3 separate regions of the Homo sapiens genome follow, and regions 1 and 3 are each linked to region 2. The links are chromatin contacts, found by Hi-C or POLR2A ChIA-PET in ENCODE. All regions are on one chromosome and are shown on one strand. The core of a region is the stretch at or near the end of the contact, and the rest is flanking DNA. Distances in the headings are between cores, read along the strand shown. Region 1 holds the start of EIF4G2 (eukaryotic translation initiation factor 4 gamma 2). Region 2 holds the start of C11orf58 (chromosome 11 open reading frame 58). Region 3 holds the start of FANCF (FA complementation group F).

The links. Hi-C counts contacts between places; a loop is a spot of excess contacts on that map. ChIA-PET counts read pairs that join two places held with the same protein, here RNA polymerase II (POLR2A). Pooled maps may share reads with other maps.
Region 1: a pooled map shows a loop between it and region 2 (18-fold over the local background). The contact joins the promoter of EIF4G2 here to the promoter of C11orf58 in region 2. A Hi-C loop is called at or near these places in 6 of 50 pooled maps. POLR2A ChIA-PET finds 5 or more read pairs at or near these places in 2 of 52 experiments (CD4-positive, alpha-beta T cell and GM12878).
Region 3: a loop to region 2 is called in a map of CD4-positive, alpha-beta T cell, with 29 times the contacts of the local background. The contact joins the promoter of FANCF here to the promoter of C11orf58 in region 2. A Hi-C loop is called at or near these places in 6 of 168 maps with a recorded cell type or tissue (B cell, CD4-positive, alpha-beta T cell, CD8-positive, alpha-beta T cell and 1 more) and 14 of 50 pooled maps.

What each region holds. Positions count from the first base shown.
Region 1 is chr11:10,807,639-10,810,338 of GRCh38, reverse strand. It overlaps EIF4G2 (eukaryotic translation initiation factor 4 gamma 2), which reads left to right and starts at 1,413. Exons shown (of 22, transcript NM_001418.4): 1 at 1,413-1,634. It overlaps LOC101928053 (a long non-coding RNA gene), which reads right to left and starts at 1,042. Exons shown (of 3, transcript NR_120540.1): 1 at 973-1,042; 2 at 418-482. RefSeq lists enhancers at 329-935, 1,011-1,060, 1,571-1,830, 2,561-2,640 and a silencer at 1,241-1,290.
Region 2 is chr11:16,737,338-16,740,037 of GRCh38, reverse strand. It overlaps C11orf58 (chromosome 11 open reading frame 58), which reads right to left and starts at 1,391. Exons shown (of 5, transcript NM_014267.6): 1 at 1,197-1,391. The coding sequence starts at 1,259. It also overlaps a transcript of SOX6 not described here. RefSeq lists an enhancer at 888-1,517.
Region 3 is chr11:22,624,571-22,627,270 of GRCh38, reverse strand. It overlaps FANCF (FA complementation group F), which reads left to right and starts at 1,448. Exons shown (of 1, transcript NM_022725.4): 1 at 1,448-2,700. The coding sequence starts at 1,461. The coding sequence ends at 2,585. It also overlaps a transcript of GAS2 not described here. RefSeq lists enhancers at 1,469-1,658, 985-1,884, 1,749-1,958, 2,339-2,388, 2,399-2,558.

The sequences.
Region 1 (2,700 bases), core at 164-2,663, 5.9 Mb after region 2:
AGTAACAGTAAAGTAGGGAATGGTGACTATTCTATAGCAAAGATCTACAGATGTTGGAATTGTGTTAAAAACCTTCAGAGCCACACCACAGCCTTCTATTACATTTAAATGTCGTAGGAAAAACTGCAATTTTCCGGAAAATTGTATTAAGGACCAGGTGCTCTAATACCAAGAGCTGTTTTGACACATCAAAGGTTAAGTTTGGGTCTTTGAAAATCCTGCCTCTTACTGAACACTTTAAAAGTCATTCATGTTAAAACACACACATTCTTGCCTTTGACTATACACTGTAAAAGTACTACATGTTAAAATGGAGATGGGGACATTTTTGTTGTTTAAGTTTATGGAAGTATGACTCCATTTTAGTATAGCTACAATGTCGCAAACGATGGAATAAGGTACTCATCAATACATTACCTGGTAAGTATAAATAGTTCAACTTGCCGGCTTTGAAAAGCTTAATCCTATTTCTTATGGTGAACCTTAAATAAAATGAAAATACACAACTGACAATGTTTAACGTGCACTTAAACAAACAAAAAACAAAAAAAAACAGGAGCTAGCAATTCGAAATCCTCCAAACACCCGCGGAAGTCTGACACACAGGGTGTTTTCCTCGGTGACCGCCAGCCGGACATTCCTATGGGAAAAGCAGCTTCTTCTGTGCGGTTCGAAGAAAATCAACCCCTTCCTTTCATCACTTTCTCATTCACTCTGCAGGGGGTGGGCCAATAAGGAGCTGAATGAAGCTCCCCTTTGGCATCCGGGCGCACGTCTCGCCTCCTCCCCACTACTTTCTGGGTTCCCTAAGGCTGCCGAAGCCGAGGACCTGGAGCCGGGTAGTGTCCCGGCGCTGCGCCCGGGGGCTCCAGGCCTCAACCCGAAGGGCTCAGCCCCGGGAGAGGCCAGGCACGCGAGGGCAGCCACAGCTCCAAGGGGCGCCAAGAAAAGCAATGCTCACTCGCCACGCACAGGGTTCGGGGGAGGTAAGGGTGCGTTTTCTTCCCATATTCCCGGTGAGAAAACGAGGTCGAGGGAAAAGGGGATGATACAACTGGAGCATGGCATATGGACTCAGTGAACAAAGGGACTGGAGCAAGAAGCAGCAGCCACGCCAACGCAGACTCAAAAGGGCTCTCCGGCTTTACGCACGCAACCCTCATCTCGACAGCGCTCGGCGCCCCTTACGCCACTGGCTCAGCCTCAGAGACTTCGCGAATATGGCTTTGCGCACTGCGGCGGGGCTGCGCCGCAACCGAGCTCAGCCCTGTGGCTCCTCCTCGCTGCCCTGCGCGGATTGGTGGCAGACGGCAACCGGGCCGCTGATTGGGCGGCGAAGGAGCCATTCGGGGAGACTCTGGTGGGTTCGGCTGCCCCAAGAGTGATAAGTTCGGCTTCAGACACGCCTTAGCGCCAGCAGTGAGTCGGAGCTCTATGGAGGTGGCAGCGGGTACCGAGTGGCGGCTGCAGCAGCGACTCCTCTGAGCTGAGTTTGAGGCCGTCCCCGACTCCTTCCTCCCCCTTCCCTCCCCCTTTTTTTTGTTTTCCGTTCCCCTTTCCCCTCCCTTCCCTATCCCCGACGACCGGATCCTGAGGAGGCAGCTGCGGTGGCAGCTGCTGAGTTCTCGGTGAAGGTGAGTTGAGCCGCTGCCGCCGCCGAGTGGAGCGCTCTAAAATGGCCGCCGTCCCTGGTCGCTTCTTCTCGAGTGGTACAAAATGGCGGCCGCAGGCGGAGCCGGGTGGGGCGACCCTTTTTTAGCATTTCCTCTGCGCTTCAGATACCTGGAAAGTCTTGGCTTTTGTTCTCTCTTCCTGTTGCTGACGGAGTAGAAGGAAAACGTCAGTGTTGGCCAGGCCGCCGTGCGGTCATGGCCGGATGGCCGACGCCTGCAGGGACGAGGCCGTGGCGGACCGAGGCACGGCTGTGCTCGGACGGCGAGGGAGCGTGGCTCGGACCGCTAGCGCCGTGGCGGGAGGCACGCGGGCCGGCAGGGAAGGCCAGGCCGTTGGCGCGGGACCAGGGAACCGCAGGCGTCCCGGAGCCTGGCCTCCCGGCGGGGAGGTGTGTAGGACCTGGAGTCGGCAGGGGCTGCCCTTCGTCGGGGAGGAAAGAGAGAGTGATGATTTCTGCCCCTTTTGTCAGCAGAGGAGGCCGTGGCGAGGCGGTTGTCAGTCCCGGGGGGATTTATGGTGCAGGAGGGGGCCCGCTTGGAGGCGGCGGGTGGGCAGGAGGCCGCCTTCCTGCTTGGAGAACAAAGAGCTGGGCGCCGGGCTGGCGGGGGTGGCCTCAGCTGCTCCTCCCCGTCGAGCGACCCGGGCCTCGCGGGGAGGTTGTCGGAAGCACTTCCCTAACTTGCGCCTGGGTGGGAGGAATGCTCCGCTCTTTTGTTCCCAGGAAGGGAAAAACGGGGCGGAGGTTCCTGCTGCCATGTTGTGGCCCTGGTCTTCCGCCTGCAAGTGCTAGTCCTGTACACCCGGCCCCCTCTCGCGCGTCTTTCCACGAGCTCTCCACGGGGAGGAGGCGAAAGGGTGGACAGGGGAAAACTGCTGAAGAGCTTTCGGAGAGACCTCATCTAGTCGCTGGCCTCGTCAAGGCAGTAAAAATTCCTAGGGCAGACATTTTCCACGTGATGTTGCTCGTGTCTGTAGTTAGACTTTTCTATTGATCTCAGTGCTCAGTTTTAAAGATAGTAGAATGTG
Region 2 (2,700 bases), core at 142-2,641:
ATTCATCCCCAAATCTTTACTGATTGCTAATCTTTCTGCAGAGCTGAAGTCGATTCCTTTAAAGATCCTTAATATTCCGGTCCTCGCCCCACCTCCCATCAGAGGGGTAGGTCTTAACATTATCTCATTTGCTACAAAGTAGTATTCAGTGGGCTTTTAAAATTTTATGAAGAGCGTTGAAATGCACTATCGAAAAATTTAAAGCTCTATGTATTCAGAAATTGACAGTACTTTAAACAAAACCGAAAAAAAACCTAGATATCCCTTCATCTTCCTTAAAGATGACCTCTCCGCGCTCTCTCCAACAATTTTCCCCATCAACGTTGCCAAGACACTTATCCATTGTATGAAGGACCTAGTTTTACGTTTACTGGTTACCTACCGTTTCCATGACACTGGGCTAGGAGCTAGGACAAATATACAAAAAGGCCTAAAATAAGCATCATATTTCTCTCCGAATTCCCAACACCCGGCAGTGCAGTAAATATTTAACGGGTTACTTTAAGGGATAAACCGTTTGCTATTAAAACCTATGAGGTGAGGGCTGAGGAAGGGAACGGCATTTGATGGGGAGACGAGGTAAGAAGAACGAGGTATTAATATCCGACATCAAAATGGGCTTCTAGGTCTCAACGTCTTAGACCTCACCACCAGAGCCAGTACCAAATTACACCCGTGGCACAATTTTCGGCTCAATACTGTTCTCGGTTTACCCTTACTAGTGCAGCTAAAGTTAACTCTCAACAGCACATTGTAAAAATCATCCAGGCAGGAAAAATCTGTACAAACGTGCACGAACATTTCGACATTGTCACGGGAACATTTAGAACCCAAAACAGGGAGAGTCTTGCCGTCTCTATACTGAGTACAAAGGCCCGAGAAAGCACTCTCATCGGCCCCCCAAAACGCACGTACGAAATCCCTTGACTAAGCTCTTTCACTCCTCGACCCTCTCAGAATTTCCTTCCTCAATCCCCCTTCCTACGCAGGTCTCCGGCTCTCAGCGTGTGGGCCTCTTCAAACCTTCTGACCCTCATAAAGATTAAGGGAGGCATTTCCCACTCATTCTTCTGGTTTCTTCCCTGGGCTCTCCCGCTGCAGGCCACCTCAGGCGCGTCCTCCTCCAACCACCCTTCCCGGCCTACTCCAGGCTTTAGTAGGCCTCAACCCTCAGCCACTCCGCCATTATTATTTACATCGTCGTCTGGGGAGGCTGAACGCTTCACCCCATGCGGGTGAGACTCTCTGGCAGCACTCATCCTTGCGGGGATCCCGACGAAAAATGCCGAACCCTCTCGCCGCTCTTCCCAGCCGCAAAACCAGCAGCTTACAATCCGCCAAGGGCCCAAGCAGCGCCACTACAGAACGCAGAGCCCCTCCGGGCCTTCTCTGCCACAGTCGTCACCGTTGCGGCCCCTCGCCGCCCCGGGGCACTTTGGGAGTTGTAGTTTTCTGATTCATTGCATACTGGCCCGAATAAAAAAGATGTGTCCGTGACTAAAACTACAATTCCCAGGAAGCCCCGAGGCTCAATTCGCGCTGTGTGGCGGGAGTGCCCTCAGAGGCCCCGCCTTCGGCTGGTGGAGGAAGCGTTCCCGCGGATGTGTATGGCGGTGAGCGTTGGCCGAGAGCTTTGTCGCCACAGGAGGAGGCTTAGAGGGGTTTTTGCCTTTCACCGTGCAACGCTGCCCTACTGGCAAATGTATCATCGTAGCTAGGCACCTATGTTTAAATGTAATGTTTGAGGCTGACTGAATCCTCACGAATACCCTCCACCCAGGACAAAAACCTTAACCAAAAATGGCTTCTACCATTTCCACCCTGGTGTTCTCTATTGCGCGCAGGGGATTTCTAGGTGGTCGGTGATGCTGCTTTCTAAATGTTTTCATGAATATTTCGCTGTTTTCCCATACAGAAATGAGTTCAGTATGTTGTTAAATGTTGGCTAATTGGCGGTTGTTGAAAACGGGGATTTAGCTGAGGGAAATCTGTTAAGTTTTCATATGGCTTTGTGTGAGGTGGGAGTGCTCCTCACTGACCTCGCTGTGGATGTCTGGGCACCGTTACAGTAGGGGCCTTCACCAAGCAAAGTCCATCCCTGCCACAAAAGCCTCTATTTTTTTTCTTTTTTAAAAAAAGTAATTATTGAGGTTAAATTCACATATAAAATTAACCATTTTTTAAAAAGTGTACAATCCACTGTCACTTAGTACATTCACAATCGTGTGCAGCTGTCACCTCTGATTCCAAGAAGTTTCACCACTCCAAAAGGAACCCCAATGCCCGTTAGCAATCCCTCCCCATTTCTCGCCCTCTCTCCAGATTCAAGTGATCACTCCTCTACTCAAAAAGCCCTGCATTTAAAGCTATTTATTGTTCAGATACTGAAGACTATCTCCTACTTTATTAAGGTGTCTGAATTTGTAACCAGGTCTGAACTTAACTTTCTGTCAGAATCCTTGTCCTTAATAATTCTGAAGCTTTCTCACCTTGAATACAAATGTGATTTTTTTTTTTTTTAAGCAAAAATTAGGCCTGGCGCCATGGCTCAGGCCTGTAATCCCCAGCATTTTGGGAGGCTGAGGCGGGTGGATCACGAGGTCAGGAGTTCGAGACCAGCCTGATCAACATGGTGAAACCACGTCTCTACTAAAAATACAAAAATTAGCCTGGCATGATGGCACATGCCTCTAATCCCAG
Region 3 (2,700 bases), core at 199-2,698, 5.9 Mb before region 2:
AATAAATAAATGAATTAGTGATGCCTGTACATTTGCTAAAGGCAGGCTGCACACTTGGTTCTAAGTTTGTAGTAGCCAAGAAAAAGAATTTTAAGATTCATAGTATCCTTAGGATAAAATAAAATAACGATTTCAGGACCAAGTAAGAGTTTGAGATAACTAATAAAAATCAAATAATAGCCGGGCGCGGTGGCACACGCCTCTAATCCCAGCACTTTGGGAGGCCGAGGCGGGAGGATCACTTGAGGTCAGAAGTTCGAGACCAGCCTGACCAATAAGGTGAAATCCCATCTCTACTAAAAATACAAAAATTGGCCGCGCCTGGGCGACAGAATGAGACTCCGTTTCAAAATAAATAAATAAATGCATAAATCTGAATTAACAGCATGCACATCACTGCTTTACTTTCTAAAAGGTGTAGGAATGCTTATTTTAATAAATGAAAAATGACTCTTCCCCTCTTTTAAATTTGTTTCTCTTCCCCTTTTTGTTAAAGTACAAAACAAAACACCTTCCCCCACTTTTCGAATAGTTTTGGCTGTGTCTTTAGGACTGGAAGGAAATTCAGCTCAAATGAATTACTATATTATGAACTTAAGTAAGAATTGTTGTGCATTTTGTACAGAATGCAACTCCTAGGAGTTGACAAATGTTTGTTAAGTGCATCAGTGAGCGACATAGGACCTTCTCCTCCCTACTCTCTTGTCACGGTTTTTATTTAATCAAACATTTATTATTGTTCGATGCTCTTAAATGCCATTTCCTTCAGCTGATTATTTGTATGACAGAAGAGTCAATTAAGCTATTTTGTCCTAAAAATTACGAAAACGAAATGTACAATTGTGAAGTAAAATTTTGTTCCTTTGCAAATTTTAATAAATTATTGAAGTTTATTTTTTGTTTCAAATAATCTGGGCTTCAGTTCTAATAATGGAAGGACAATGTGAAGGCCCAGAATTCAGCATAGCGCCTGGCATTAATAGGAGGTCAGTACATTTTTAGTACATGTTTCTCAAATAGATCTTAAAATTTCATTTAAGAGCGTTTCCTCACGTCACAGTATGTCTCTGGCGTTACTTAATTTTGAAAAACCTCAACACAGATTCTAGTTTTAGGCAAAGCTCAGAAAATTTCTACTTAAGGATATTTCCAAAGCGAAAGGAAGCGCGGAGACGTTCATGACTGGCATCATCTCGCACGTGGTTCCGGAAATTCTCGGTAGGATGCCCTACATCTGCTCTCCCTCCACTAAGAAGAACCTCTTTGTGTGGCGAAAGTAAAAGTATTAGGGCTTTTAAGTTGCCCAGAGTCAAGGAACACGGATAAAGACGCTGGGAGATTGACATGCATTTCGACCAATAGCATTGCAGAGAGGCGTATCATTTCGCGGATGTTCCAATCAGTACGCAGAGAGTCGCCGTCTCCAAGGTGAAAGCGGAAGTAGGGCCTTCGCGCACCTCATGGAATCCCTTCTGCAGCACCTGGATCGCTTTTCCGAGCTTCTGGCGGTCTCAAGCACTACCTACGTCAGCACCTGGGACCCCGCCACCGTGCGCCGGGCCTTGCAGTGGGCGCGCTACCTGCGCCACATCCATCGGCGCTTTGGTCGGCATGGCCCCATTCGCACGGCTCTGGAGCGGCGGCTGCACAACCAGTGGAGGCAAGAGGGCGGCTTTGGGCGGGGTCCAGTTCCGGGATTAGCGAACTTCCAGGCCCTCGGTCACTGTGACGTCCTGCTCTCTCTGCGCCTGCTGGAGAACCGGGCCCTCGGGGATGCAGCTCGTTACCACCTGGTGCAGCAACTCTTTCCCGGCCCGGGCGTCCGGGACGCCGATGAGGAGACACTCCAAGAGAGCCTGGCCCGCCTTGCCCGCCGGCGGTCTGCGGTGCACATGCTGCGCTTCAATGGCTATAGAGAGAACCCAAATCTCCAGGAGGACTCTCTGATGAAGACCCAGGCGGAGCTGCTGCTGGAGCGTCTGCAGGAGGTGGGGAAGGCCGAAGCGGAGCGTCCCGCCAGGTTTCTCAGCAGCCTGTGGGAGCGCTTGCCTCAGAACAACTTCCTGAAGGTGATAGCGGTGGCGCTGTTGCAGCCGCCTTTGTCTCGTCGGCCCCAAGAAGAGTTGGAACCCGGCATCCACAAATCACCTGGAGAGGGGAGCCAAGTGCTAGTCCACTGGCTTCTGGGGAATTCGGAAGTCTTTGCTGCCTTTTGTCGCGCCCTCCCAGCCGGGCTTTTGACTTTAGTGACTAGCCGCCACCCAGCGCTGTCTCCTGTCTATCTGGGTCTGCTAACAGACTGGGGTCAACGTTTGCACTATGACCTTCAGAAAGGCATTTGGGTTGGAACTGAGTCCCAAGATGTGCCCTGGGAGGAGTTGCACAATAGGTTTCAAAGCCTCTGTCAGGCCCCTCCACCTCTGAAAGATAAAGTTCTAACTGCCCTGGAGACCTGTAAAGCGCAGGATGGAGATTTTGAAGTACCTGGTCTTAGCATCTGGACAGACCTCTTATTAGCTCTTCGTAGTGGTGCATTTAGGAAAAGACAAGTTTTGGGTCTCAGCGCAGGCCTCAGTTCTGTATAGGCAATGCTGTGTTATTACTTGAATATAGAATATATAGTTTACAAAATGAAAATTACAATGTTCTCACCAAATATATGCCTTCGTGTGTCCAAAGTATAATTATTTTAGATGCTAA